3 separate regions of the Homo sapiens genome follow, and regions 1 and 2 are each linked to region 3. Evidence: chromatin loops called from intact Hi-C (ENCODE). Cell type or tissue: mammary epithelial cell. All regions are shown on one strand. Each heading gives the region's core, and the rest is flanking DNA. Links, peaks and the distances in the headings are about the cores only.

Region 1 (11,044 bases), core at 1,456-9,455, 120 kb before region 3:
CGGAGCTTGCAGTGAGCCGAGATTACCCCACTGCACTCCAGCCTGGACGACAGAGAGAGACTCAGTCTCAAAAAAAAAAAAAAAAAAAAAAAAAAGTAAAAATCTCAGGTAAAATTTCTTAATGGGTCACTACTGACATTTGGATTAAACTAATTCTTCATGTGCAGGATTTCCCTGTGCATCACAGAATGTGTTAGCACCCATAACCCTGCCCACTAAAGGCTAATAGTGTGCCCCAGTCCTTATGACAACTCTCCCCTTCCCCTTCCTTCCTTCCTTCCTACCTTCCTTCCTTCCTTTCCTTCCTTCCTCCCTTCATTTTTTCTTTCCTTCTTTCCTTCCTTCCTCCCTCCCTCTCTTTTCTTTCTTTCTCTCTTTCTCTTTCTTTCTTTTTCTTTCTTTCTTTCTTTCCTTTCTTTCTTTCTTCTTTCTTTCTTTCTTTCCTTTCTTTCCTTCTCTCTCTCTTTCCTTTTCTTTCCCTTTCTTTCTTTCTTGCTTGCTTGCTTTCCTTCTTTCTTTCCCTTCCTTCCTTCCTTCCCCTTCCTTCCTTCCTCTTTCTTTTCTTTCTTTCTTTCTCTTTCTTTCTTTCTTGTTTGTTTGGTTTTTTTTTTTTTTTTTGAGACAGAGTCTCGCTCTGTCACCCAGGCTGGAGTGCAGTGGCACGACCTTGGCTCACTGCAATCTCTGCCTCCCAGGTTCAAGCAATTCTCCTGCCTCAGCCTCCCTAGCTGGGATTACAGGTGTGCACCACCATGCCTGGCTAATTTTTGTATTTTCAGTAGAGACAGGGTTTCACCATGTTGGCCAGGCTGGTCTCGAACTCCTGACCTCAAGTGATCCACCCACCTCGGCCTCTCAAAGTGCCGGGCTTACAGGCATGAGCCACCACGCCCGGCCTTTTTTTTTTTTTTTTTTTTTTTTCCCAGACAGGGTCTTCCTCTGTCTCCCAGGCTGGAGTGCAGAGGTGCAGTCAAGGTTCACTGTAGCCCTGACAGGTGCATGCCATCATGCCTGGCTAATTTTTAAATTATTTTGTAGAGATGGGATCTCCCAATGTTGCCCAGGCTAGTCACAAACTCCAGGCCTCAAAGGATCCTCCCGCCTTGGCCTCCCAAAGTGCTGGGATTACAGGTGTGAGCCACCATACCCACCCCACTTCTCATTTCTAAACATCCTCTAGGGAAGCAATACCACCCAGGTGGAGGAACATTAGTCTTACAGAAAATAATTTTGGCCCTAGAATACTTTTAATATCCAGATGAGTTTATGATACTTCTTTGTGCCGGAAAATAAAGAGCTGATCAAAGAATGGTAGGGACGTATTAAAAGGACACAGGAAACTGTGGAGGGGCTCCCACTGGCCAAATCCAGGACAATTTTAACAGCAAAATAAATAATAACAATATTAAATTACAATCCATTGAATAAAATAAGAATTTGAGTCCATACTGATATAAATACAAGAGTGCAGAAATGCATGTGGAGAAGGGAAAGCTCTTCCTTGCAGAAGAAAATGTATGAGTAAGTGTAGAAGGAATAATGGAAATAGATAACCATCAATAGGCAAACATCATAGTGGTAGTTGATATGGGTAATGGTGGTCAATGTTTGCTAAGGTTGGTATATGGAGGTTTAATATTAACATATTATCAAAATATATTCCCACAATTTTTCAAATCCCCTATGAAGGGAAAAATGGTGACTTTACAGTGGGAACACTTTATAGAGCAGCCCTGGTTCTTGACCAATAGTCCAGGTTAACCTCACAAGTGATAGCACACATTGATATCATTACTTCCTGATGTGATACGCTGAGAAGCATAGCATCATTACTATGGTGTTCCTGCCAAGAGTACATGTCTGAATCTGGCCATAAGCAAACATCAGATGAATCCAAGTTACAGGTCACTCTACAGAATGAAAGGCGTCTATTCTTTAAGTCCATCAAGGATATAAGGGACAGGGAAAGACTGAGGAATTGTTCTGCATTGAAGGAGCCTCAAGAGACATGACAACTATATTAGTTATGTATTGATGCATACAAATTATTCCAAAACTTATGGCTGAAAACAACTATCATTTATTTTGTATTTTTAAAAATATAGTTTATTTATTTTAATATTTATTTATTTATCTATTAATTAATTAATTTCTAGACTGGGTCTCAATCTGTTGCCCAGGCTGGAGAGCAGTGATGTGAACATGCTTCCCTGCAGCCTCGATTTTCTGGGCTCAGGTGATTCTTCCACCCCAAGCTCCCAGGTAGCTGGGACTAGAGGCATGCATGACCATGCTTAGCTAATTTTTTTGTATTTTTTGTGGAGGTGGGATTTCATCATGTTGCTCAGGCTGGTCTCAAAACTCCTGGGCTCAAGCAGTCCTCCCACCTTGGCCTCCCAAAGTGCTGGGATTATAGGTGTGAGCTGCAGTGCCCAGCCCTAATTTAAATTTTAAATTTTTGTGAGTACATAGTAGGTGTATATGTTTATGGGATACATGAGATGTTTTGATACAGGCATGCAATGTATAATAACCACATCACAGAAAATGGGGTATCCATCCTGTATTAGTTTGTTCTAGCATTATTATAAAGAAATACCTGAGACTGGGTGATTTATAAAGAAAAGAGGTTTAATTGGCTCACATTGCTGCAGGTTGTACAGGAAACATGATGCTGGCATCTGCTCAGCTTTTGGGGAGACCATAGGAAACTTAAAATCATGGTAGAAGACAAAGTGGAGAAGGTACCTCACATGGCCAGAGCAGAAGCAGAAAGAAAGAGTGGGGAGGTTCCACACACTTTTTTTTTTTTTTTTGAGACGGAGTGTCACTCTGTCACCCAGCCTGGAGTGCAGTGGTGCAATCTTGGCTCACTACAAGCTCCGGCTCCCGGGTTCATGCCATTCTTCTTCCTCAGCCTCCCGAGTAGTTGGGACTACAGGCACCCGCCACCATGCCGAGCTAATTTTTTGTATTTTTAGTAGAGACGGGGTTTCACCGTGTTAGCCAGGATGGTCTTGATCTCCTGACTTCATGATCCACCCACCTCAGCCTCCCAAAGTGCTGGGATTACAGGCATGAGCCTCCGCACCTGGCCCCACACACTTTTAAATGACCAGATCTCAGGAGCATTCACTCGCTGTCTCAAGGACAGTACCAAGAAAATGGTGCTAAGCCATTCATGAGAAACCCACCCCCATGATCTAATCACCTCCCACCAGGCCCCACCTCCAACACTGGGGATTACATTTCAACATGAGATTTGGGCAGGGACACCTATCCAAACCATATCAGATCCCCTCAAGCATTTATCTTTTGTGTTACAAACAATCCAATTATACTCTTTATTTTAAAATGTACAATTAAATTATTATTGACTATTAGTTACCCTGTTGTGTTATCAAATACTAGGTCTTATTCATTCATTCTAACTATTCTTTTTGTACCCATTAACCATGCCCTCCTCACCCCCCACCCCACAATATCCTTCACTGCCTCTAGTAACTATCCTTCTGCTCTCTATCTCCATGGGTTCAATTTTTTTTTTTTAATTTTTAGATCTCACACATAAGTAAGAAAATGCGATGTTTGTCTTTCTGTACCTGGCTTATTTCACTTAACATAGTGACCTCCAGTTCCATCCATGTTGATGCAAATGACTGAATCTCATTCTTTTTTTTGTGGCTGAATAGTACTCCATTGTGTATAAGTACCATATTTTCTTTATCCATTCACATGTTGATGGACACTAGGTCACCTCCAAATCTTGGCTATTGTGAACAGAGCTGCAACAAACATGGGAATGCAGATATCTCTTTGATATACTGATTTCAACAAGCATTTATTATCTCGCAGTTTCTGTGAGACAGGAATCCAAATGTGGCTTAGCTGGATGTTTCTGGCTTAAGGTCTCTTACAAAGCAGCAATCAAGTTGTTAGCTAAGGGCTATGGTCATCCCAAGGCCCAAATAAGGGAGGATTTACTTCCAAGCTCATTTATGTAGCTATGGACAGAACTAGGGACTGGAGACATCAATTCCTTATCACACAGGATTGATGGTTATCTATTCTTTCCATAGGGCAACTCATGATGGCAGCTGCTTCCTTGAAAGTGAGCACGAGAGCAGGAGAGACTGCCCAAGGAAAAAGTCACTGTCTTTCTGTAACCAAATATCAGAAGTGATATCCCATCACTTCTGCTGTTTTCTATTTGTTAGAAGACAGTAAGTCCAGCATATACTCAGTGGAAGAGTATAATACACAGGCCTGACCACAAGGAAGCAAGGATCATGAGAGCCACCTTAGAAACAGTCTGCTAAAGGAATGCAGTGTATTCCTGGAGCAGATAGGAAAAAAAAAAAAAAGACATAGTTGAGACAGTTGGTGGAATTTGAATGGGGTCTGTGGATTGGATGGCAGTGTTGGATCAATGTTGATTTCCTGAGCTGGAGGACTGCTTCGTGGTAACAGAGGAGAATGTTCTTGTTTGGGGGAAGCTCTAATTAGTGTTTAGGGATAATGCAGCATCATGCCAGTAAAGTATTTTATAATTATATATCTATCTACCTCTCTACTGAGCAAAAGTGAAGCAAATGTGATAAAATGTTAGCAATTAGGGAATCTAGGTTAAGGATATGTGGGAGTTCTTGTACTGTTCTTGCAACTTTTCTTTTACCATAACTTTCTGTGGGTTTGAAACCATTTCAAATATTTAGAAAAAATTCTAAAAAATAATATGAGTTAAGTAAGGGTTGAGGATAAAAGGAAGAAAAACTCATACTAGAGTTCTTGTTTTATTTGGTGGAAAGAGCGACTGATTAACTACTTTGACAGAAAAATGTTTGTGTGTTTATTTTGATATTTTAAGAGTAATTACTAAAAGTTTAGAAACAATGTGTATATCTTTCAAACAAGTAGAGGGAAAAATGAAAAACTTGTTCAATCAAACAGTAAGGAAGAAACAAGCAAAAAGACCCAAACAATAGTACCTGGAACCTATAAAATAAGTTTGCAGAAACAAGTTCAAATACAACAGTATTCATAATAAATGTGGACAGATTAAACTCATCAATTCATAGAGAGGGCATCTCATATTGCAGATACAACATATTCCTATATAAATCACGTACATAATACATAAATGCATATGTATGAAAAATTATCTATAAACTCATCTATTCAAAGACAGGGCATCTATCTATGCATGCATATATGTGAAAAATTGTTTATCTTTCTATCTATCTATCACCTAAAATCAACCTTCCAAAGGACACAACCTAGAGCAAAACAACACAGAAGCTGGGCATGGTGGCTCATGCTTGTAGTCTCAGCTACTTGGGAGGTTGAGGCAGGAGTATTGATAGACCCCAGGAGTTCAAGGCCAGCCTACATAACACAGTGAGACTCCCTTCTCTAAAACAAACAAAAACCTGGTGAAAGAAACACAGAAAAATTAATAACAAAGGAATAGAGAAAGATACACCAGATTAATAATAACGCAAGATATCTGGTAAAGTAATAAAGAGTAAATAGGATTCACGGTGAAAAATTCAGGACCAAGAGGGATATTTCATATTGATAAAATGACAAATTGTCAAGATGATATTTGTTAAGAATGTGTAGGAGCTAAAAACATATATATTTTTTAAAAGCTATTTTATTAAGATATAATTTACAAACCATGTATTTCACCCATTTAAAGTGCACAATTCAAGGGTTTTTAGTATATTCACAGATAGGTACAACCACCACCAGTCGGTTTTAAAATATTTTCATCACTCGGAAAGAAACCTCATACCCTTTAGTCATCATCACCCTACCAACCCATTCCTCCTCCAGCCCTAAACAACTATTTTCTATCTCTATAGATTTCTGAACTTTCATGTGAATGGAATCATATAATAATTGGGCTTCTGTAACTGGCTTCTTTCACTGCACAATGTTTTCAAGACTCATCCAAGTTCTAGCATGCATCAGTACTTCATTTCTTTTCTATGGCTGAACATTACGTTATGTGGATATACCACATTTTGTTTGTCTATTCATCTACTGATGGACATTTGGTTTGTTTCCTCCTTTTGGTTATTATGGATAGTGTTTCTATGAACACTCAGATAAAAATTTTTGTATAATCATGTTTCCACTTTTCTTGGATATTTACTTACAAGAATTGCTGGGTTATATGGTAACTTTATGTTTAAGCATTTGAGAAACTGTCAAACTGTTTTCCACAGTGGCTGTACCATTTTTATATTCCCACCAGTAGTTTATGAGAGTTCCAATTTCTCCACATTGACACCAGCACTTGTTACTATCTGACCTTTTGATTCTAGTCCTCCTAGTGGGTGTGAAGTGGTATTTCACTGTGTGGGTTTTTTTTTTTTGTTTGCTTGGTTTTTGTTTTGTTTTGAGACAGTCTCACTCTGTCACCCAGGCTGGAGTGCAGTGGCATGATCTCAGGTCACTGCAACCTCCGCCTCCTGGGTTCAAGTGATTCTCCTGCCTCAGTCCCCTGAGTAGCTGGGATTACAGCTGCCCACCATCATGCCTGGCTAATTTTTGTATTTTTAGTAGAGATGGGGTTTCACCATGTTGGCCAAGCTGGTCTCAAACTCTTGACCCTCAAGTGATCCACTTGCCTCAGCCTTCAAAAGTGCTGGGATTACAGGTGTGAGCCACTGTGCCTGGTCTTCATTGTGGTTTTGATTTGCCTTTTCCTGATTAATAATTCTAAGTATCTTTTCACGTTCTTATTGGCTATTTATATATCTTTCTTAGAGAAATGTCTATTCAGAGCCTTTGCCTATTTTTAAGTTGAGGTATTTTTCCTTTTATTATTAAGTTGTAAATATTCTTTATACATTCTAGATACAAGTCCCTTATCAAATACATGATTTGCAAAAAATTTCTCCCATTCTGTGGGCTGTCTTTTCTCTTTCTCGATTGTGTCGTTTGAGACACAAAAGTTTTTCATTTTGTTGAAGCCCCATTTATCTATTTTTTCTTTGGTTGCTTGTGCTTTTAGTGTCATATCTAAGAATTCTTTGTCAAATCCCAGGTGGCGAAGATTAATTTCTATATTTCCTTCTAAGAATCTTCTATTTTTTAGCTCTTACATTTAGGTCTTTGATCCATTTTGAGTTCATTTTTTGCTTGGTGTAAGGTAAGAACTCAACTTTACTTTTGTTTTTGCATGTGGATATCTAGTTATCCCACCACATTTTGTTGAAAAGACTATTATTTTTCCTATTGAATGATCTTTACCTCCTTGCTGAAAATTGACCATAGATGTATGGGTTTATTTCTGGACTCTCAATTCTATTGCACGGACAATATAGCTTTAAATTTTATATAACACAAAAATTGACAAAGGATGCAAAAGAAATTGACAGCCACGGTGGAAGTTTAAAAAACACTTCTTGGCCAGATGCAGTAATCCTAGCACTTTGGGAAGTCAAGGTTGGAGGATTGCTTGAGGTTAGGGGTTCAGGACTAGCCTGGGCAACATGGCAAGACCCCGTCTCTAAAAAAAATTTAAAAATTAGCTGGTGGTATGCACCTGTAGTCCTAGCGACTCAGCAGCCTGAGTTGGGAGGATCATTTGACCCCAGGTGTTTGAGGTTGCAGTGAGTTATGATCACAGCGTTGTACAGATGGCAAATAAGCAAATGAAAAGATAAAGATAATATCATATATCATTAGAGAACTGCAAATTAGAACAATTATACACCACTATATACCTATTAGAATGGCTAAAATCCAAAACTTCTGGTGAGGCTATAGAGTAACAAGGATGCTCATCCATTGCTGGTGGGAGTGCAAAATGATACAGCCACTTTGGACGACAGTTTGGCAGTTTTTTAAAGAAAGCTAAATATACTCCTTCCATATGACCCAGCAATTGTGCTTCTTGGTATTTACACAAATGAGTTGAAAATGAACACAAAAACCTGCATACAAAGTTTATAGCAGCTTTATTTATAATTACCCAAACTTGGAAACAACCAATATGTCATTCAGTAGGTGAATGGATAAACAGGTACATCCACACAACAGATTATTATCAGCAATAAAAATAAAAGAGCTGTGAAACCATGAAAAGACATGGAAGAACCTTAAATGTATATTGGTAAGTGAGAGAAGCCAGTCTGAAAAGGCTCCATACTGTATGACTCCAACTACTACATTTTGGAAAAGGCAAAGGTATAAAGACAGTAAAAATGGCCGGATGTGGTGGCTCACGCCTGTAATCCCAGCACTTTGGGAGGCTAAGGCAGGCGGATCATGAGGTCGGGAGATCGAGACCACCCTGGCTAACACGGTGAAACCCCGTCTCTACTAAAAATACAAAAAATTAGCCGGGCGTGGTAGCGGGTGCCTGTAGTCCCAGCCACTTGGGAGGCTGAGGCAGGAGAATGGTATGATCCCGGGAGGCGGAGCTTGCAGTGAGCCGAGATCGCGCCACTGCACTCCAGCCTGGGTGACAGAGCGAGACCCCTTCTCCAAAAAAAAAAAAAAAAAAAAAAACCAGTAAAAAGTTCAGTATGGGGCCGGGCGCGGTGGCTCACGCCTGTAATCCCAGCACTTTGGGAGCCCTAGGCGGGCGGATCACGAGGTCAAGAGATAGAGACCATCCTGGCCAACATGGTGAAACCTCGTCTCTACTAAAAATACCTGCTAACAAAAGTTAGCAGGTCGTGGTTGTGGGCGCCTGTAGTCCCAGATAGTCAGGAGGCTGAGGCAGGAGAATCACTTGAACCTGGGAGGCAGAGGTTGCAGTGAGCCAAGATCGCGCCACTGCACTCCAGCCCGGGCGACAGAGCGAGACTCCGTCTAAAAAAAAAAAAAAAAAAGAAAGAAAGAAAAAGAAAAGATCAGCAGGTCAGTAGGGGTCAGAGATTGATGGGTGGTGGGGGAGGGAGCGGCACAAGGGATTTTCAGATCATAAAACTATTCTGTATAATACTGTAATAGTAGATACATGACCTTGCACATTTGTCAAAACCCGTCGTACAACACAGAATAAACCCTAATTAAACTATGGACCTTAGTTAATAATAATGCATCAGTGTTGATTCATCCGTTAACAAATGAACTACTATAATGCAAGATGTTAATAATAGCGGAAATTGTGTGTGGGTTGGAGAGATACGAAGTGTATATGAACCCTGTACTTTCTGCTCAATTTTTCTGTAAACTTAAAATAGCTCTAAAAAATAGTCTAGTAATTAAAACAAATAAAGGCAGAAATTAATCACATAGGAAAAATGGAATTGATTGGAACCATAAGATGGCTTTTTGAAAAAATTAATAAAATAATACAGATTAAGTCCTGATAATATTGATTAAGTGAAAAAGGGAGGACATGTAAAAGCGTTTAAAACCTTGTAAGAGGTAATTTTGCACTAATAAATTTGAAAATCCAGATGAAAATAATCATTTTCTATAAAGATGGAAATTACAAAAATCAACTGAAGAAAGTATAGAAAACCTAAATAGACCCACTAACCACACAAGAAATGGAAATTTTTGTGTAATTTCCCAAATGTGTCCAATAATTTTACAAACAAGTTTTGCAAAAACTTTAGGGAAGAGAAAATTGCTATCTTACACAAAGTATTCCAGAGTACAGAAAATACAGAAAACTATTTCTGATAAAACATTCACTGTTTCTGTACACATACAATACTTTTGACAGCAAATAGGTGGATTTTTTTTTCCCCCACACCAAGCAATTTTGCAACTCTCCAGATCCCGACTGAGTGTCCTACAATTTAATCCCATTTGTTGCTCAAAAGCTTTTATATGGCTTAATCCCCAGAATCCTACAACCCCTTTCTAGAGGCTAGCGGGTGGGGCTAAATGTTTCAACCCTCTAATTACTTGGGTGTTTTGGTGACCAGCTCCATCCTGAGGCTATTTAGAGGGCCTACCCTAAGTCACTCATTAGATTAACTCAGGTGTGATCAAAAGAGGCTACTTATGAATAACAAAAGACAATCTTATCAATTCCCAGGGTTTTAGAAGCCTTGTGCCAGGTACTGGGAACACAGACCAAATATATTTCTTGTACCACACATTGAATCTATTTTGTGCAGTTGGGATAATCTTGTCACAAAAATAAGACATACAGAGTGCTATGGTCTGAATATTTGTGTACCCCCAAAATTCTCTGTTGAAACCTAACCCCCAAGGTGATGATATTAAGAGGTAGGGCCTTTGGGCGGTGATTAGATACTGAGAACAGATCACTCATGAATGGGATTAGCACCCTGGAAAAAGAGACTCCAGCCTGGCCCAGTGGCTCACGCCTGTTATCCCAGCATTTTGGGAGGCCTTGGCAGGTGAGTCACTTGAGCCCAGAAGTTCAAAACCAGCCTAGGCAACATAGTGAGACCCCCTCTCTATAAAAAATACAAAAATTAGCCATGTGTGGTAGTGCATGCCTATAGTCATCCCAGCTACTAGGGAAGCTAAAGAGAGAGAGAGAGAGAGAGAGAGAGACCCAGAGAGCCAACTAGTACTGCTAGTACCTTCCACCATGTGAGGACACAGTGAAAAGCTGCCATCTATGAACCAGGAAATGGGCCCTCACCAGCCCCTGAACCTACCAGCTATCTCAATCTTGGACTTCTTAGCCTCCAGAACTGTAGGAAATAAATTTCTGTTGTTAAGCTACCCATTCTATGGTATTTTGTTATAGCAGCCCAAATGGACTAAGACATATAAACAGAAAAAAAAAGAATTAAAGCAGAAGGCAATGTCATTTCTGTATATAGATGCAAAAATCCTAAATATTAACATTAGCAAATAAATTCCACCAGATTAATAAATCACTAATAATAAGCAAATTTTATCACAGAATGCAAAAATGATTGTCAGAAATATATTGATTCAAGTAATTTGCTCATTAACAAATTAAAGTCAAAAACCATATAATCTTTTCAATAGGGGCCAGAAAATAAAGAATCCTAAATTTCATACATTATTCATTATTTTTGTCTAAAGTTATTAAATTGAATATAAATAAATATTAATAAAAACT
Region 2 (11,044 bases), core at 1,841-9,840, 240 kb before region 3:
ACTGGGCAGCATCACTCCAGAAACTGGGAAATGGCTAAGGGAAGCTCTTTCCCAAAGTGGTTTGAGAACACTGATCCTAGAACTGTGCCTTCCTGAAAGCACTAGATAAGTAAAATCTGGACTGTACCTTGGATAAAGGTATCATGTCTATGTACTTGTAAATAAGTCTGGGAATGGGCTGAGCACTGACTGCATCTCCCACTTGAAGAATCATTGTGCACTTTAATGGTTAAAGGCCCTTAGAAATCCTGCAGTAGAGAAGCTCTTTTAAAGTTATTGAATCCAGCGTTTTCGGTTTTGTTTTTTTTTTTCAGTCACTTTTTATTCATTAATCTCTTTCTACAAAGTAGGTTTTTTTTTTTTTTTTTTTTTTTTGCCTTAAGAAAACTTCTTGTTATGGAAAATTTCAAACATACACAAAAAACAGAGAGAAGAGTAGATAAACCACCATGTACCCATGACCCAACTTCACAATTGTCAACTCATGGCTACTTGAGCTTCCTCTAATTCCCACCTACTTTTCCTCTCATGTTATTTTGAAGCGGATTCCAAATGCCATATTATTTCATTTGTAATATTTCAGTATATACCTTTAGAAGGTAAGGACTCTTTGTTTTTTAAACATAACACCAAACTATTACCCCTGTAAGAATTTTAACAATCATTCTTTGATCTCATCATTAAATACCTAAACAGTGTCCCAATCATTTCAGAAATGTCATAAATACATGTGTGTGCCTTTAATTTACCATTTGTTTGAATCAGGATCCAAATAAGGTCCATCCATTGCAATGGGTTATCTCTTGAAAATTTTTATTGTGGTAAAATATACGTTAATATGAACTTTATTATTTTAGCCATTGTTCAATGTACACTCCAGTGGCATTGACTACATTCACATGATTGTGCAACCATCAGCACCATCCATCTCTAGAACTTTTTATGTTTCCCCAAATTGAAACTCTGTATGCGATAACTCCCCATATCCCCTTCCCCCCAGCCACTGGCAACAACCTTTCTACTTTCTGTCTTTGTGAATTTGACTACTCTAGATACATCACGTAAGTGGAGTCATACAGTATTTGCCTTTTTGTGACTGACTCATTTCACTTGGCATAATGTCCTCGTTTCATCCATATTGTGGCAAGTTGGTTATCTTTTATGGCTCGTTTAATCCATAGGTTCTTCCGCCATATCTTTTCCCCTTTGCTATTGAAGAATCTGCATTTTTTGTCCCGTAGAGATTCCCATGGTCTGGGTTTTGCTGACTGTATCCCCATGTTCCTCTGTCTTCTGTATTTCTTGTAAATCGGTAATTGGATGTAGAGGCTTGAACAGGCTCGGTTTGATTTTGTTTTAGGGTTTTAAATTTTGGTGGGAGTCAACTGCTTCATAGTTGATGCTGAGTTCTTTCATCAGGAGGCACATAATGTCTGTGGTTTCTCTCCATCTATCTTTGATACAGCTAAGATATATATGTATTGTAAATCAAAGAGTATCTGAGACAAGTCTCAATCAATTTAGACAGTTTATTTTGCCAAGTTAAGGATGTACTTGTGACACAGACTCAGGAGGTCCTAACAACATATGCCCAAGGTACTCAGGGCACAGTTTGGTTTTATACATTTTAGGGAGACATGAGACATCAATCAATATATGTAAGATGTACATTGCTTCAGTCCAGAAAGGCAGGACAACCCAAAGTGGGAGGGGGTTTCCAGGTCATAGGTAGGTGAGAGACAAATGGTTGCATTCTTTTGAGTTTCTGATTAGCCTTTCACTGAATATGCAATTTGCAGGAATAGTCACTTATGCTTTAGTCTGGCTTAGTGAAACAACAGAGCAAAGGAAACAACCATATATACATTTGTTCCATGTGAGCAGAGGGATGACTGAGTTCTGCCTGTCCTTTGTCCACAAAAACTTCCTTGTGGGCAAATTATGAGAGAGATTTGTGGCTTTTTTTTTTTTTTTTTAAATTTTTGTAGCTATCTTATTTAGGAATAGGATGGGAAACACATTTGTCCTACATGGTTCCCAGCTTGACTTTTCCCTTTGGCTTAGTGATTTTGAGGTCCTGAGATTTATTTTCCTCTCACAGTATAGATATATAGATATTTAGAGTTTCTTTAGTTTTTATTTTTAAATAATTTCAAACTTGTAGAGAAGTCGGAAGAATCATACAAAGAACTCTCATGTACACCTTACCTAGATTCACCAATTTGTAACATTGATTGTGCCACATTTACTTTATTGCTCTCTCCATATGTGCTGTGGGTATAATTATTATTGTTATTATTTTATTTATTTATTTATTTATTTTTGACATGGAGTTTCCCTCTTGTTGCCCAGGCTGGAGTGCAACGGCGCGATCTCGGCTCACTGCAACCTCTGCCCCTTAGGTTCAGGCAATCCTCCTGCCTCAGCCTCCCGAGTAGCTGGGATTACAGGCATGCACCAACACGTCTGGCTAATTTTTATATTTTTAGTAGAGACGGGGTTTCACCACGTTGGCCAGGCTGGTCTCGAACTCCTGACCTCAGGTGATCCACCCACCTCGGCCTCCCAAAGTGCTAGGAGTACAGGCGTGAGCCACCGCACCCGGCCTATTATATTTTATTTTTGAGACTGAGTCTCACTCTGTCGCCCAGGCTGGAGTGCAGTGGTGCGATCTTGGCTCACTGCAACCTCTGTCTGCCGGGTTGAAGCAATTCTCCTGCCTCAGCCTCCTGAGTAGCTGGGACTACTGGCAGGCGCCACCACACCTGGCTAATGTTTTGTATTTTTAGTAGAGACAGCGTTTTGCTGTGTTGGCCAGGCTGGTTTCAAACTCCTGACCCCAAGTGATCCGCCCGCCTTGCCCTCCCAAAGTGCTGGGATTATAGGCTTGAGCCACCGCACCCAGCTCTGTATAATTATTTTTATTTCAGAACTATTTGGAAGTATGTTGCACATGCATTATTACTCTTTACCCCATTATACTTCAGTTTATTTCCTAAGAACAATAATATTATCTAAATATCCATAGTAATTAAATTCAGGAAACTTAATATACTAGATACAATGCTTGTATTCAATCTGTAGTTCATATTCTCTTTTTGTTAATTGTCACAATAATGTTCTTTCTAGCACCTTTTTTTTTCCTGGTACAGGTTCCAGTTCAGAATCATGCTTCCTATTTATTTGTCATCTTCCTTTAGAATTCTTTAATCTGGAACAATCCTTTGGCCTTCTTTGTCTTTTTATGCCAATGATATTTTTTAAGAATATAGGCTAATTACTTTGTCAACATTCCTCAATTTGGGTTTCTATTATGTGTCTTCACAGTTACATTCAGGTTGTGTATTTTTGGCTGGACCGCTATATAAATGTCCTCCTCAGGATATCACGTCAAGATATGTATGATGTTTGTTTGCACCCTTATTGTTGATGTTAATTTTTTGTTGTTGGTGGTAGTAAGTATGTAAGGCTTTTTTGTTGGTGATGGTAGTAAGTATGGAGGCGTGTTTTCAGAGTCAACCAAAGTGGAAATAATAGTTCAAAGAGTAAATGTTTCTGTAAATTAATTTTAGTGTTTTAAGGTATCATTTTGTACTTCCTACCAGCAATGTTTGAAAGTGCCTGTTCCTCCACAGTCTTATGAAATGTGTGCAACCCTTCTGGAGTCTTTTGCTTCTAGCTGCATAAAGGGAGAAAAGGGAGGGAGCCAAGGATCATGTGGGAGATTTTAGGGATTAGGCCTGGAAGTAGCATTCCTTAATTGTTACTCTCAACATGTCATTGGCCACGACTAGTCATATGGCCCCAACCTAGCTGCATGGGAATTGTAGTCTTTGACTATATTTAGGTTCACCTTACTCTCTTTCAAAGGCTGTGTAGATTCTGTTATTTTTATATACTGTAATTTATTAATCCTCATCCTATTGATTGGCATTTAGGTACTTACAAGTTTGTTTGTTTGTTGTTATAAACAGTGTTTATGTATGCCTGTGTCTAAAGAAAATTTCCTAGAAGTAGACAGCTGGGTTGGAAAATATGTGTATTTTAACCTTTGATAAATTTTGCCAAATTGTTCTCCAAAAAGTTTGTTCCTGTTTTGCTTCCATCAACAGAATATGAGAGTGTAAGTTTCACTGTTCTCTTCTTAATACTACAGTATGAATTTGTAAAACTTTTGCAATTTGGTAGTTTAAATTATTTTGGGGGTAATTGTATTTCCTAATTACAAAAGAGGTGTAGTGTCTCTCAATGTTTTTTAGACATTTTAATAATTTCTATTAATATCATTTGGCCATTTATATAGTGGATGTTCATCTTTTTCATATTGATTTGAAACAACTTTGTATATTAAAGATTTTCAGCTCCTTGTAGGTGTTGAAAATATTTTTCTTTTTCTTTTTTTTTTTTTTTTTTTGGAGACGGAGTCTTGCTCTGTTGCCCAGGCTGGAGTGCAGTGGCGCGATCTCGGCTCACTGCAAGCTCCACCTTCCGGGTTCACGCCATTCTTCTGCCTCAGCCTCCTGAGTAGCTGGGACCACAGGCGCCCACCACGACGCCCAGCTAATTTTTTGTATTTTTAGTGAGACAGGGTTTCACTGTGTTAACCAGGATGGTCTCGATCCTCCTGACCTTGTGATTCGCCCGCCTCAGCCTCCCGAAGTGCTGGGATTACAGGCGTGAGCCACCGCGCCCGGCCTGTAAATATTTTTCTTTTAACTTTTTCATTTGGGCAGGAGGCAGTAGCATATTAAGAAAGTAATGGATCCACTGCTCTGAAAATTTATATGTTTTGTTTCAGATCATTATGTAGAAGTTCTGGAATGCAAAATACAGTGTGAAGAGAACCTCACCCCAGTTATAGGAGGCTATCCGGTTGAGAAATTTGTGGCTACCATGTATCATTACTTGCAGTTTGCCTATTATAAGTGTAAGTAATCTTCTGTGACATCTTGGGTGAGGCACTTAGTCCTTCTAAGACTGTAAAATAGAGGTAATAACTCTTAGCTACGGTTGTTGAGAGTTCATCAAGGTCCACTGACAACCCTGGTGCTATGCTTTGCACAAAAAGGCAGCATGGCTTAGTGATTCAGGGCAGAGCCTGTAACCACAGTGCCTGGGTTCGATTTCAGCCTTATCACTTACTAGCTTCTCTGTGCTTTAGTTTCCTCATTGTGAATAGAGATTGTAGTACTAACCTCATAGGATTGTCCTGAGGAGTAAATGAGTTAATAGATGTGAAATGTCTGGGGTATTCCCACACTGGCACATAGCAAACTGTGTGTTTGTTTTTGTTATCATTATTTCCCTTCCTCCTTATCACTAGCTTTACTTTTCAGACTGTTAGAGTTTATTTTCTTTTCTTTTTTCTTTCTTTCTTTTCTTTTCTTTTTTTTTTTTTTTTTTTTTTTTTGAGACAGAGTCTTGCTCTGTTGCCCAGGCTGGAGTGCAGTGGTGTGATCTTGACTTACTGCAACCTCCGCCTCCCAGGTTCAAGTGATTCCCCTTCCTCAGCCTCCTGAGTAGCTGGGATTACAGGTGTGTGCCACCACGCCTAGCTAATTTTTTGTAATTTTAGTAGATATGTGGTTTCACTATCTTGGCCAGGCTAGTCTTGAACTCCTGACCTCAAGTGATCCACCCACTTCAGCCTCCCAAAGTGCTGGGATTACAGGTGTGAGCCACTGCGCCCGTCCTGTTAGTTTCATTCTAGTTGGTCCTCCCTTGATCTGAAATGGGAGTTTCTCAATCAGAACGTTCTAGTGGACAATGGGAAGCAAACGTGGGAGAGAAGGAAGTTCAGGGTTAGACTTCAGAGCCTGCGTGTTTCGGCTTTTCCTCCTCTCCCTGTACCTGACTTTGCCAAGTGCCACTTGTTCAAGCAGTGTGTCCCTTGGCAGTTCAGTTCCAAGCACAGAAGAATTATTAGGGAAAGTGGCAGTAGGACTTCCTCTGCCCTAATGAAATGCCAGGGTCTAGCGGTGGCAGGTTTCTGGCTAGAATAGATCCCCTGGGTCGCCCCTTCACACTCAGGAGTGGCTGGTCTCAGGGTGCCTTGGGAAGAGTGAGAGAGGTGATCTTGGCTTTAGCCCTCCTTTCCCACTGTGGTAATTGTGTTTTTTTTTTGCGGGGGGGGGTTCCTCTTTATCTCACCTCCCATCCTCTTCAGAACACGTAAGCCTTGCACCCTGAAGGTCAGAAAAAGAAAAAGAATATGTATTATATAAATATAAAAAGCCATAAGGTCTTCTAGCTCACTGAGCATGGCTTGGTTCTAAATGTATAAAGCTAGAACACTAGGAATTTAGAAGTGTTCTGGATGCATGCGGGCTCTGGCAGCTCCCTGGGCCTCTGAAATCCTCACGTGCCCTGAAAATCGCCCTGCATATCAGAAACTGGCAAAGACTTATCAACACTGGTGGACTGAGGCCTCTAGCTATGCTTGCTGCTTCCCAGGAAATCTGCTTTCGGGGATCAACAGTATGAATGAAGTGTACTTCCTGAAATGAGCTTCCTGAAAATCTGCCCCGTTTTGAATTTTTTCTAGACCACCTACCATGCTACATTGCTTGAGGGCAGGTGGTATTATTTATATTTGAAGAGTAAATGTCCCTAAGAGCTGGCTTTAAAGTAGTCATTACAGGAAACAGCCACTGGGTGGCACAATTTATTCATACCCAAGCTTTGGCTTCTCCGGCCAACCACAGCTTTAGCAAAGGTACTGTTGTGTAAATTAGAGTGGAATGTGCCAGAATACATACCAGGGGCTTGTGTCTCATCACCTCTTCCTCATCCTGCACTCCCAAGACAAATCCCAAGCCCTGCAAAATCCCTATGCTGAAGGTACTGTCACAGGTGGGCAACACCAAGCAGAGAGGCTGGAGGTGGGAGTTCCAACCTCAGGAGGTGGCAAAACTAGGCGACTTTCCAAATCCCCTCCAACCCAGAGGCTCCACCATCCTTTGGGTTTTCCAGGTCTGGTTTAGCTGTAGGGGAGCTAACCTAGATCTGGAGACTGTGGTCCCATCCAGATGGGATCCAGACACTCTAGGACCCAGATGAGACACCTGTTTGCTGAGCACATCCTCCCTATCTCCCTCAGCCCCAGGACAATCCAGCTTTTTCCAGCTGCTTCCAGGGACCTGAGACCAGCTCAGGTCACCAGAGCTGGAAGTGGAACATAGGCATTTCTCCATAGGCATGTGCCTAACTAGAACTAAGTTTCAAGCCTGGCCTCCAGGCTGCCGTGGAGACCCCATCTGTGGCCTGCCCACCCAGGGCTGCCAGTCGGCCCCAGGCTCTCTGAAGAAGGACTGTGGAGAAGGGGCTTGTTCATATGGCCTTTTTGTTTAGAAGCAGAGAAATTATAGGGTGTGGTTTGCTGATTTCTTCATTTGTCTTTTCTTCCCAACCCTAGTGAACGACCTGAAGAATGCAGCCCCCTGTGCAGTCAGCTATCTGCTCTTTGATCAGAATGACAAGGTCATGCAGCAGAACCTGGTGTATTACCAGTACCACAGGGACACTTGGGGCCTCTCGGATGAGCACTTCCAGCCCAGACCTGTAAGTCTGGTGCACCACACCTTCCCTTTTCTCTTCATTCTTGCCTTCTGGAGACTACCTCGTGCCTTAAGAGAAAGGGTTATTTTGGAAATAAAGGGGCTGGGCGCGGTGACTCATGCCTGTAATCCCAGCACTTTGGGAGGCCGAGGCGGGCGGATCATGATGTCAGGAGTTCGAGACCAGCCTGGCCAACACGGTGAAACCCCATCTCTACTAAACATACAAAAATTAGCCAGGCGTGGTGGCACGTGGCTGTAGTCCCAGCTACTTGGGAGGCTGAGGCAGAAGAATCGCTTGAACCCAGGGGCAGAGGTTGCTGTGAGCCGAGATTGCGCCAAAAAAAAGGAAATCAAGGAAAAGTCATTTTTTTCTGTAGTTTTGTGCATGTGTGTGTTTTAACATTTTACTGCTTCATTCTGATTTCTGAATCTGTAAAAACTCTACAAATTTCAAACATTACAGAAATATTTTACTTTGAAAACAAAATTCTCTCATAATCCTACACCTTCTTTCTCTCTCGGAAAACAAAATTCTCTCGTAATCCTACACCTTCTCTCTCTCTTTTTTTTTTTTTTTGAGACAGAGTCTTGCTCTGTCACCCAGGCTAGAGTGCAGTGGCGTGATCTTGGCTCACTGCATCCTCTGCCTCCTGGGTTCAAGCGATTCTCTTGCCTTAGCCTCCCGAGTAGCTGGGATTACAGGCGTGCACCAACATATCACACTAATTTTTGTAGTTTTAGTAGAGATGGGGTTTCGCTGGGCTAGTCTCGAACTCCTGGCTTCAGGTGATCTGCCCACCTCAGCCTTTCAAAGTGCTGGGATTTACAGGCATGAGCCACTGCGCCCAGCCTGTGCCATCTCTTTATCTCCTGCTTTAAAGGTATATATTTACTCATATATATAGTAAATATTTGTGTATTTTTATAAAAACAAGGTCATATTTACATAGTTTTACAACTTTTTGCAACTTTGTCTTTCTGACAATTTGTCGTGAATATTTCTCCATGTCACATCCATGTATCATCTTAATTATTATCCTTTAACAGCTCCCTGGTAGTCTCTTTTGCGGATGGACCATCATTTAATTCCCTTGATAGGCAAACTCACCACTTAGCATGTGTTGTCAGTGAACCCCATTCATTATATATTACTTTCAAAAGATTTTTTCTAATTGATCTTTGCTCTTGTATTTTCATTGGGATTTCTATATGCCATCTTGATTTTCATAAGTTTGTCTTCCACTGAGGGCTGGCCACTCTTTTTTAAAAATTGAGATATAATTTATATAGGATAGAATTCACCTTTTTAAAGTGTACAATTCAGTGGTTGTTAGTATATTCAGAGTTGTACAGCCATTACCACTATCTAATTTTAAACATTTTCATCACCTTAGAAAAAACCCCATATCCTGTTCCTCCCTCCTCCCAGTTCTAAGATGAAAAGGTTGGTCCTATAAACTGTTCTCTGTTGTGTCTGAACAGGAAGCAGTTCAGTTCTTTAATGTGACCACACTCCAGAAGGAGCTGTATGACTTTGCTAAGGAAAATATAATGGATGATGATGAGGTAAGTTTTCATGCTTAGCACATGTCTGGTGGCTACGAGAAAATATTACTCACATCTTTGCTAGAATCACTGGAAGGCTGAGTCCTCCCTGAAGTAAGAAACAGAGGGGACCTTGAGAAAGACAGTTCCTGTGGGTGTTTCAGTGACAGTCAGAATGCTGGCATGGGAAAGAGCGGCTTTCTAGGAAACCTAGGCAGGAGTGCCACATTTCCTGATAGCGAAACGGGTGTGGGGCCACACTCCAGGAATTCACAGTGGTCATTCTTCATCTTTTCACTTTATATAAAAACAGTGAATTTTTAATTGCTCAGCACTCTGAAGAGACATGGATACTCACACCCCAATTTTTCTGCTAGACTATTGCTATTATTATTTTTTCTAAATTGCATCTTTACTGTAAGCATTTTGTCATTCTCTAGAATTGCTTGAAATTCCTGATTCCACCTTACTCAGCTGACCCCTTTTCTGACCCTGACTCAACTGGTTATGGAGTGGTCATTTTGTGATGAGTCTGGTCACAGAAAAGCCATCATTAGCGGTAGTATTTAGAGTATTTGTTTGGAACAAACTGGAAAATGCTTACTGAGAAAGCTGGGGACTTGTCAGCTATTGGAGCTCGAAGAGAGCTGTGAGCTTGCTCTGGTCTGATCCTTCGCTTTATAGATGAGGAGCATGGGGCCAGCAAGTTTCCTGAGCCTCCAGGTCTGCTCTTCCTATACCCGTTTTAGGTGAAGTACCTCTGAATAAGACATCTTCGTGGAATTTGTTTTCTGTCTATAAATATGTATGGGATGAACTCATCACTGGCATTAAACAACTGAGTCTCAGTTCTTTATCTATAAAATGGGAATAATAATACTGCCCTCCCAGGGTTGTGAGAATAAAATACTGTGTTGCATGTGGAAATGCTTTCTAAACTGGAAAGTGATGCAATGCCTATGTCTTGGTTTGGGTATCCTTGAAGCAGAGCCTGAGACAGGATCCCAAGATGCCACAGGGGCCATTCCCCCATTCCCTAAAGGAAGGAACACCAGCCAGATACCAACAAGATTGGCCACTGTGGTTTACAAAGTATAGCAGAGGCTGGGTGTAGTGGCTCACACCTGTGATCTCAGCATTTGGGAGGCCAAAGCAGGTGATTGCTTGAGACCAGGAGTTCAAGACCAGCCTGGGCAACATGGTAAAACCTCGTCTCTACAAAAAATACAAAAAAATTAGCTGGGTATGGTGGAGTGCACCCGTAGTCCTAGCTACTTGGAAGGCTGAAGGAGTCTGGGGAGTTTGAGGCTGATATTGCGCCATTGCACTCCAGACTCGGCAATTGGAGTAAGACCCTGCCTCAAAAAAAAAAAAAAGGAAAGTATAGAAAAATATATTTAGAAAAGGTAAGAGAAGTTGAGTTCCCAGTTATCTAGAGGCAAGCTAATATGGATATTTTGGTATATATCTTTCCATTTTTTTATTATTAAAGAAAAAATTTTATAGTTTTAAATTTGTTTTTCTACATATTTATTATAAACTCAGCTATAATTATGTCTCATGACTTTTTCACTTTATATTATTATGTGAGCAGTTTCTCTTGTTATATTTTTCTAAAACAGCTTTATTTAGATATTATTCACAAAAAATGAAATTCTCCTTTTTAAAGTATACAATTCAGTTGTACTTGTTATATCCACAAAATTTTGCATCCATCACTGTTATTTAACTTTAGAACATTTTTATTGCCCCCAAAAGAAACTCCATAGCTAAGTCACTTCCCATTTCTCCTCTGGGCCAACATTCCCACTCCTGCCTCCACCTCCAGCCCCTGGAAGACTCTAATCTACTTTCTGTTTCTGTGGATTTGCCTGTTGTGGACATTTCATATAAATGGAAATATAGGGTATGTGGTCTTTTGTGACTGGCTTCTTTCACTG
Region 3 (8,000 bases), core at 1-8,000:
ATATTGTATTACATAACACTTCCACTTCTCCTCACTCGGTTGTCATACATTTTAATTCTACTTACATAAACTTCATAATAGATTTAGTATCTTTAACAGCCAATTATTTTTAAGAGATTTATTATTATCATTATTATCATTATTATTATTATTTTAGATAGTCTCACTCTGTCACCCAGGCTGGAGTGCAGTACCATGGTCTAGGCTCAGTGCAACGTCTGCCTCCCAGGTTCAAGTGATTCTTGTGCCTCAGCCTCCCAAGTAGCTGAGACTACAGGCATGTACCACCCCGCCCGGCTAATTTTTGTACTTTTAGTAGAGACAGAGTTTTGCCCAGTTGGCCAGGCTGGTCTCAAACTCCTGGCCTCAAGTGATCTGCCTGCCTCAGCCTCCCAAAGTGTTGGGATTACAGGCATGAGCCACAGTGCCCGGCCTATTTTTAAGAGATTTAAATTTAAAAGTTGTATACACCCAAGTAGTTGCTATGTCCAGTCATTCCTTTCTGTAGACACATATTTTTATCTGGTATCATTTTCTTTCTGCATAAAGAAGTTTTTTTACATTTCTTTTACTGCAAGTCTGATTAATTCTTCCAGCTCTTCTATGTCTAAAAAAATCTGTTTTTTCCTCCACTTAAAAAAAATATTTTTGCTGGGCCAGGTGCAGTGGCTCACGCCTGTAATCCCAGCACTTTGGGAGGCTGAGGCGGGCGGATCATGAGGTCAGGAGATCGAGACCATCCTGGCTAACACAGTGAAATCCCGTCTCTACTAAAAATACAAAAAAAAAATTAGCCGGGCGTGATGGCGGGCACCTGTAGTCCAAGCCACTTGGGAGGCTGAGGCAGGAGAATGGCGTGAACCCGGGAGGCGGAGCTTGCAGTGAGCCGAGATTGCACCACTGCACTCCAGCCTGGGTGACAGAGCGAGACTCCGTCTCAAAAAAAAAAAAAAATTGCTGAGTCTAGAATTCTGTAGTGACTATTTTTTGTTTTTTGTATTTTAAGGATGGTGCTCCTCTGTTTTCTTGCTTTTTCATTACCAGTGATAAATCTGCTGTCACCCTTATGTTTTATTCTCTGTACATAACATGGCTTTGTTTTCTGGCTGTTTTTAGGGTTTTCCTATCACTGGTTTCTCTCTCTCTCTCTTCCTCTCTCTGGAGTCTCACTCTGTCACCCAGGGTGGAGTGCAGTGGCACCACCTTGGCTCACTGTAACCTCCACCTCCTGAGCTCAAGTGATCCTCCCACCTCAGCCTCCCAAGTGGCTGGGACTACAGGCACACACTACCACGCATGGCTAATCTGTCACTGGTTTTGATCAATTTGGTTATTATATGCCTTGGTGTGTTTTTCTTCATGTTTCTTGCACTTGTGGTTCTTTGAGTTCCTTGGGTCTATGGGTTTATTGTTTTCATAAAGTTTGGGGAAAATTTTGGCAATTATTTCTTCAGTATTTTTTCCTTCTTCCTCTGTCTCTCTTATTTAGTGATTCCAATCGCATGTATATTAGGTTGCTTGAAGTTGTCCTACAGTTCGTTCATGCTCTGTTCTATTTCTGTTTCTGTGTTTCGTTTTTGATAGTTGCTATTGCTATGTCTTCAAGTTCACTAATCTTTTCTTCTGCCATATCTAATCTGTTGTTAATCTCATCCAGTAAAGTTTTATATCAGCCATTGTGGTTTTCATTTTTTTTTTTTTTTTGAGATGGAGTCTCGCTCTGTGGCCCAGGCTAGAGTGTAGTGGTGTGATCAAGGGTCACTGCAACCTCCACCTCCCGGGTTCAAGTGATTCTCCTGCCTCAGCCTCCCAAGCAGCTGGAACTACAGGCATGTGCCACCATACCAGCTAATTTTTTTTTTTTTTTTTTTTAGTAGAGACAGGGTTTCACCATGTTGGCCAGGCTGATCTTGAACTTCTGACCTCAAGTGATCTGCTTGCCTCAGCTTCCCAAAGTGCTGGGATTACAGGTGTGAGCCACTGCATCTGGCCGGTTTTCATATCTAAAAGTTTAACTTGGATCTCTTATTTTTCCATGTGTCTACATAACATGTTTAATTGTTAGCTTCATAGAAATATATTCTAGGCAATAACATTATAACTTTTAATACCTTTGTTGTTTATGCTATTTGTGTCAGTTTAGAGTAGGTTTTGGTGGATTACCTTTTCTCTTTATTGTGGATATATTTTCCTCCTTCTATGAAAACATGATAATTTTTTGTTCAATGCCAGACATTTTGAATTTTACTTTGTTGGGTGCAGATATTTTTGTATTCCTATAAATACTCAGGTTTTGTTCTGGGATACAGTTGACTTAATTGGGAATAGTTCCTGTTAGGTCTTGTTTTTAAGATTTGTTAGGTTGTACCAAAGCAGTGTTTAGGGCTAATTATGCGCCACTCCTAAAGGAAGACTATTCTCAATACTCTACCCAATGCCCCAAGAATTGTGGCATTTTTCACTCTTGGTTGGTAGAAATGGGCACTATTCCTTGCCCTCGGTGAGCTCTGGCTACTGTTTCCTTTAATGCTTTTTGTTCATTCTGATTCCCTGGCCTTGGGCTTTGGGTAGTTTCATCACATGCATACATTGATCAGTGTGGTACTGAATTCTTTTTGTTGTTGTTGTTGTTTTGGAGATAGAGTCTCACTGTGTTGCCTAGGCTGGTCTCAAACTCTTGGGCTCAAGGGATCCTCCTGCTTTGGTCTCCCAAAGTGCTGGGATTACAGGCATGAGCCACCATGCCTGGCCTGTACTTAATTCTTGAGGGGCACCCTCCACAGATCTCTGGAGTTCTCTTTGTGACGTTCTCTCTACTCCAATGCTCTTGCCAGATAACTCCAGCTGCCTTGGTCTTCCTAGAATTTCAGCCCCATTTCTTCATCTCAGACAGTCCCATCAGGCTTGGTTCCCCCTACCGGTACCAGGGCAGGTTGGAAGGAGCAAATCTCAAAGCTGTATTTCAGAATGATGGAGACGACCTGAGCTAGTCCTTGCTGAATATGTTAAGCAGTGAGTGGTGAATAGGGCGTTTTAATGTGCTGCTTCTGGCCTTGCTACCAACCCACAGATCAATGAGGAAGTTCCTCTTCATGACTGAATGTCCTCACCAGTAAAATGAGTGGGTCTTGATACTGATTAACTGCTAGACGTCTTCTATCAATCGCCAGAAATGGTTTCTCTGGAAAGGCTCTAGGGTAAGCAAGTGACAGCATGGCACAGTACTAGAAGATTTGCCCCCTTGGTTCAAATTGATTTTTTTGTAGAGCGGAGGGAGCAGGGAGCTAGGCCTCTATTCTCATGATTCGGTGATGACTCACCAAGCTGTGGGTAAAGGAGAACTGATTGATAGGTAGTCTAGGACTCTGCTTCTCAAAACGTGGTCCCTAGACTAGCAGCACTGGCATCACCTGGGAGTTTCTTTGAACTGCAGACTGTCGAGCCCCATTCTAGATCTATCATCAGAATCTGCACTGTGACAAGAACCCTAGCTGATTGTTACGCGCTTTAATTAAGTTTGAGGGAGCGCTGTTCTAAGCGTGAATGGTTTCATATGCCCTCTAGTGGCTGTCCAGCAACTTGCAGGGAGCTTTAAAATGTTTTCTCATTTTAGGACCTTTGCACAGAACTGCCGAAACATTGAACATTTGAACCTCAATGGATGCACAAAAATCACTGACAGGTAAGTAATGAAGATTAATTGGTGACCAAATAGCCACGGGGAGAGAGAAGGGAGAGAAACGTGGTTGAAAATATCTTTAGTGCGTCTGCTCTTTTTCAGCACGTGTTATAGCCTTAGCAGATTCTGTTCCAAGCTGAAACATCTGGATCTGACCTCCTGTGTGTCTATTACAAACAGCTCCTTGAAGGGGATCAGGTAAGAGTGCCCATTGTTTGTGTCAAGAGAAATACCCAAAGCTATGAACATTCTGGAAACCTTCTTAATGGTCACGTTGGATCCAGCAAGAAATAGGTGACTCCAAGAGGTCCCAGGCATGGTCTCCCCTTCGGAATTTCTTGTGATGTACTAAACTCAGAGTTGGTCATTAACTCTCTACAGGAGAGACTGCACATAAGTTTTTGTTTCTTGTTCTCTCAGTGAGGGCTGCCGAAACCTGGAGTACCTGAACCTCTCTTGGTGTGATCAGATCACGAAGGATGGCATCGAGGCACTGGTGCGAGGTTGTCGAGGCCTGAAAGCCCTGCTCCTGAGGGGCTGCACACAGGTACCAGAGGGTTGATACAGCTGTTTGTGTTATGTGTCAGGTGTGGGCACATCATCCAGAAAGCTGCTTTTGCATTTTTCTTGGTGTCCCACTGTTCCCTCACCTGGATTCCAGCTGTCTTTTGTTTTCTCTGTCCACTCAGTTAGAAGATGAAGCTCTGAAACACATTCAGAATTACTGCCATGAGCTTGTGAGCCTCAACTTGCAGTCCTGCTCAGTAAGTAGCGTGCCTTTCCTGAACACTGTTTGCTCTATCTTGTCTCCCAAAGCAGTCTGCCTCAGGCCTCCCTGCAGCCCCCTAGGCACCTGAGATGGGCTGTGTTGCCACACCCTGATTTCCATCCTGTGTCCTTATATAACCTACCAATTTGTCACAAGCTGGAACAACAACAACAACAAAAAGGAATCATACTCAATATAAAGCCACTGACATCTCCCCTAAAAATAATACAGACTAGGTCTTGATTTTGTTGAATAGAGTATTAGGGACGCTATTGAGGAATGCAGTGAATTGGTCACTAAATAGTTTTAAGACATGAAGTGTCTTTTTTTTTAACTTATAAATTAAGGATGATGACTCCTCTCACGTTGTTTCAGTGGATAAAATGAAATAACACATGCAAAAATGCTTTAAAGAATAAAACGCATAGGCAAGAGCAAGGTGGCATTTTCATCAGGACATTAGCCTATGAAAAACTATTGGTCCTTCTCCACTGCCATTGTAAATGTTGATAATTGAAGAGGATGCTTGCTACATCCTACCAGGTTTTCAAGGGGAACATAGATTTTGAGAAAGGTAAGGGAAAACCCTTGCATTCAGCTTTAAATGAATATATTATAAATCTTTAGAGTCCCTAGTGGTGGGGAAAAAAACCAGAAACTATCTTATGGACAAACGTTGACCATATGGGCCAGGACTACTCAAAAATAGGACCTTGACTTACGTGTAGCATAGCAGTGGCTGATGGCTTGAAGTATAATATAGATGTGCGTGTTTATTTCTATATGAAGTAGTCTGTTTAAGTGAACATATTATTTTGAATCTTCATGGCCAAATTCATAGAATTTAAGGTATTTATCAATAATTTTGTGATTTATTTAATTTTCCTATTGTCTAAAACATTTGATGAAATATAAATATATGTGTATATTGTAAATATCTAAAGCATTAATCTGCAGAAATCCAATCAAATATTAATGTCAGTTAAACTAGGAAAGCCTCAAAAGTTCTTTAATCAGATTTTTAAATTATGAGTTTATAAATTTTATGAAAAAATCTATATTTTGATGACTAGTGAGGGAGAAATGGAATTTTAAACTTTTATTCTCCATTTATATTATTTAAAATTTTTACTTTATTTTTTCCTGGATGCATGTATCTTATCTAAATTGCTGAAATATTTTAAAGCTGTGCAGAGATAACACAAGTACCTGTCTACCCTCTACTTATTTTGTTGAAGTTATTTGGATAAAATGCTAGTAATCAGCAACCAAAACTGAACAACAGCAGATACTTTTCTGCTGCTCCCGTTTTGGTATTGCTGGTGTCCTCTGACTTTTCTTTCTGTGCTGCTTTTCCTCAGCGTATCACGGATGAAGGTGTGGTGCAGATATGCAGGGGCTGTCACCGGCTACAGGCTCTCTGCCTTTCGGGTTGCAGCAACCTCACAGATGCCTCTCTTACAGCCCTGGGTTTGAACTGTCCGCGACTGCAGTGAGTACACTGCACTTTTTGCTTTGCAGCTCAGAGTTTGGCTGAGTTAACCAAGAGGGCTTCCTTCAGGAGAGGACAGGCTTGCCAGGTAGTGGTGGTGGAGGCAGTAGTTATGTTGTTGTTGGCTTTTGTTGGGTAAATTGGGGTGGGGCGTGTATAAATCCAGTTCATTGGAGGATGTACTGGGAGAGTATAAAATGTCTACCACCAGTGAATCCAAACTTTAATTTCTTAATGAATGTCACACAGTTTCCCACCTAATTTACCTCATCATGTTATTGCTTTAAGCACCCGAGTGAGCACATAGTGAGGAGAGTGATAGCCTCACATCCAAAGGACATGAGCTTCTCCTCCAGAACTGCTGCCAAATGGACAGAATGAGGGGAATATCACAATCACCTTCTTACTTAGCTTCTTCCCCAGTAGGAAAAAAAGTTTTTAACAAATAATAATTTAGGCCAGGCATGGTGGCTCATGCCTGTAATCCCAACAGTTTGGGATGCTGAGGTGGGTGGGTCACCTGAGGTCAGGAATTCGAAACCAGCCTGGCCAACATGGTGACACCTCGTCTCTACTAAAAATACAAAAATTAGTCTGGTTGGTGGCAGGTGCCTGTAATTCCAGCTACTCGGAATGCTGAGGCAGGAGAATTGCTTGAACCCGCGAGGCGGAGGTTGCAGTGAGCCAAGATTGTGCCACTGCACTCTAGTCTAGGTGACAAGAGTGAGACCCCATCTCAAAAAAAAAAACAAAAAAAACAATAATTTGTATTCTCATCCTCAAGGTAATAGATTATCATTACCAGCTATGAATATTAAAATTTTAACAATGGTAACAATAGTTGACTTCAGAACCAGCAACCTTTAACTTTATCCAAGAGGCAGAAAAAAAGATACTTTTTAAAAATCTCTACTTCCCAATGAAACTGATCCATTCCCACGCTCACACCAGTTCTGTATCTTTTAAGAATTGTATATTTCTGCTTTTACCAATTTTTCTTACTGTTGTAGAGAAGGTACTATATCATTTAGATATTTCTGCTTAGTAGAAGGAATTTGGGTGATCAAAACTGGCCAGAAAGGAGGTCAAAATTATTGCTGTAAGGGAGTGTTTAACTTAGAAATGTTATTCATGCACCCATCCCTATTAAGCATGGGTAATTGAGAATTAACTTATTTTTCATTGTCCACAAATTTTTTAAATTTCCTTTAGGGTACCTGGGAATTTCCATAAATGGAGTAAATCTCAAGATGATTTTGTTGAGAAAAGTTCATTTTAAATGTGTTTAAAAAGTGAACAAGGCTGGGCATGGTGGCTCATGCCTGTAATCCCAGCACTTTGGGAGGCCGAGGTGGGTGGATTACCTGAGGTCAGGAGTTTGAGACCAGCCTGGCCAAGATGATGAAATCCCGTTTCTACTAAAAGTACAAAAATTAGCTGGGCATGGTGGCGGGCACCTGTAGTCCCAGCTACTTGGGAGACTGAGACGGGAGAATCATTTGAACCTGGGAGGCGGAGGCTGCAGTGAGCCAAGATGCTCCACTGCACTCCAGCCTGGGTGACAGTATGAGACGCTGTTTGCAAAACAAAACAAAACAAAAACAAAACCAAAAAACAAATATTAGAATACTATTTAAAAACAACATGCTGGTAAAGCAGGAAGATTCTTGGATTTACTTTCCAAGTTTGGGATGGAACTTCGGGGCTTTGGGCAGGTCACATTCCCTAAGGGCTGTTAACAGAGGCAAAAGCATGTCAAAGAGCAGAAAAGACTCAAGTATGCATCATAAAATATGTGTTTCCATTATTAACTAGTTGGTACCGTTTTCTCCCCTGTACCCACTTTCTCCTCAGAATTTTGGAGGCTGCCCGATGCTCCCATTTGACTGACGCAGGTTTTACACTTTTAGCTCGGGTAAGGCATAGATTTAAAGAATACAACCAAACTCTAATTCACCTCCCGAATTCAAAGTGACTTGGAGTGGTTTTGGGTGTGCAAAAGACTACCTTCAGAAAAGACAGGCACAAAGTAGAGTAGAACCCTTGGGGTGTGTACTGCA

The links. A loop is a pair of places that touch in the nucleus more often than their neighbours do. Peaks named below come from ENCODE experiments on the same cell type or tissue, not always from the same donor. Only the 100,000 strongest peaks of a DNase experiment are listed, where the experiment ranks them.
Region 1: a loop joins it to region 3, with 9 times the contacts of the local background. A loop is called at or near these places in 3 of 110 quality-filtered maps.
Region 2: a loop joins it to region 3, with 14 times the contacts of the local background. A loop is called at or near these places in 102 of 110 quality-filtered maps.

The regions. Positions count from the first base shown.
Region 1 is chr3:33,246,583-33,257,626 of GRCh38, forward strand. No RefSeq gene overlaps it. Among named protein-coding and RNA genes, the nearest start is that of FBXL2, 25 kb to the right of the region's middle. In mammary epithelial cell, for the core only: a CTCF peak has its summit at 6,323; no DNase peak of the experiment used is centred there.
Region 2 is chr3:33,125,141-33,136,184 of GRCh38, forward strand. It overlaps CRTAP (cartilage associated protein), which reads left to right. Exons shown (of 7, transcript NM_006371.5): 4 at 4,799-4,927; 5 at 7,415-7,560; 6 at 9,042-9,125. Among named protein-coding and RNA genes, the nearest start is that of CRTAP, 17 kb to the left of the region's middle. RefSeq lists enhancers at 6,550-6,599, 9,157-9,226. In mammary epithelial cell, for the core only: a CTCF peak has its summit at 6,664 (motif pointing right); a DNase peak (open chromatin) is centred at 6,681.
Region 3 is chr3:33,369,479-33,377,478 of GRCh38, forward strand. FBXL2 (F-box and leucine rich repeat protein 2) reads left to right here. Exons shown (of 15, transcript NM_012157.5): 6 at 3,614-3,682; 7 at 3,782-3,877; 8 at 4,100-4,226; 9 at 4,369-4,443; 10 at 5,810-5,940; 11 at 7,795-7,855. Among named protein-coding and RNA genes, the nearest start is that of UBP1, 67 kb to the right of the region's middle. In mammary epithelial cell, for the core only: a CTCF peak has its summit at 3,558 (motif pointing left); a DNase peak (open chromatin) is centred at 3,333; H3K27ac peaks cover 338 bases.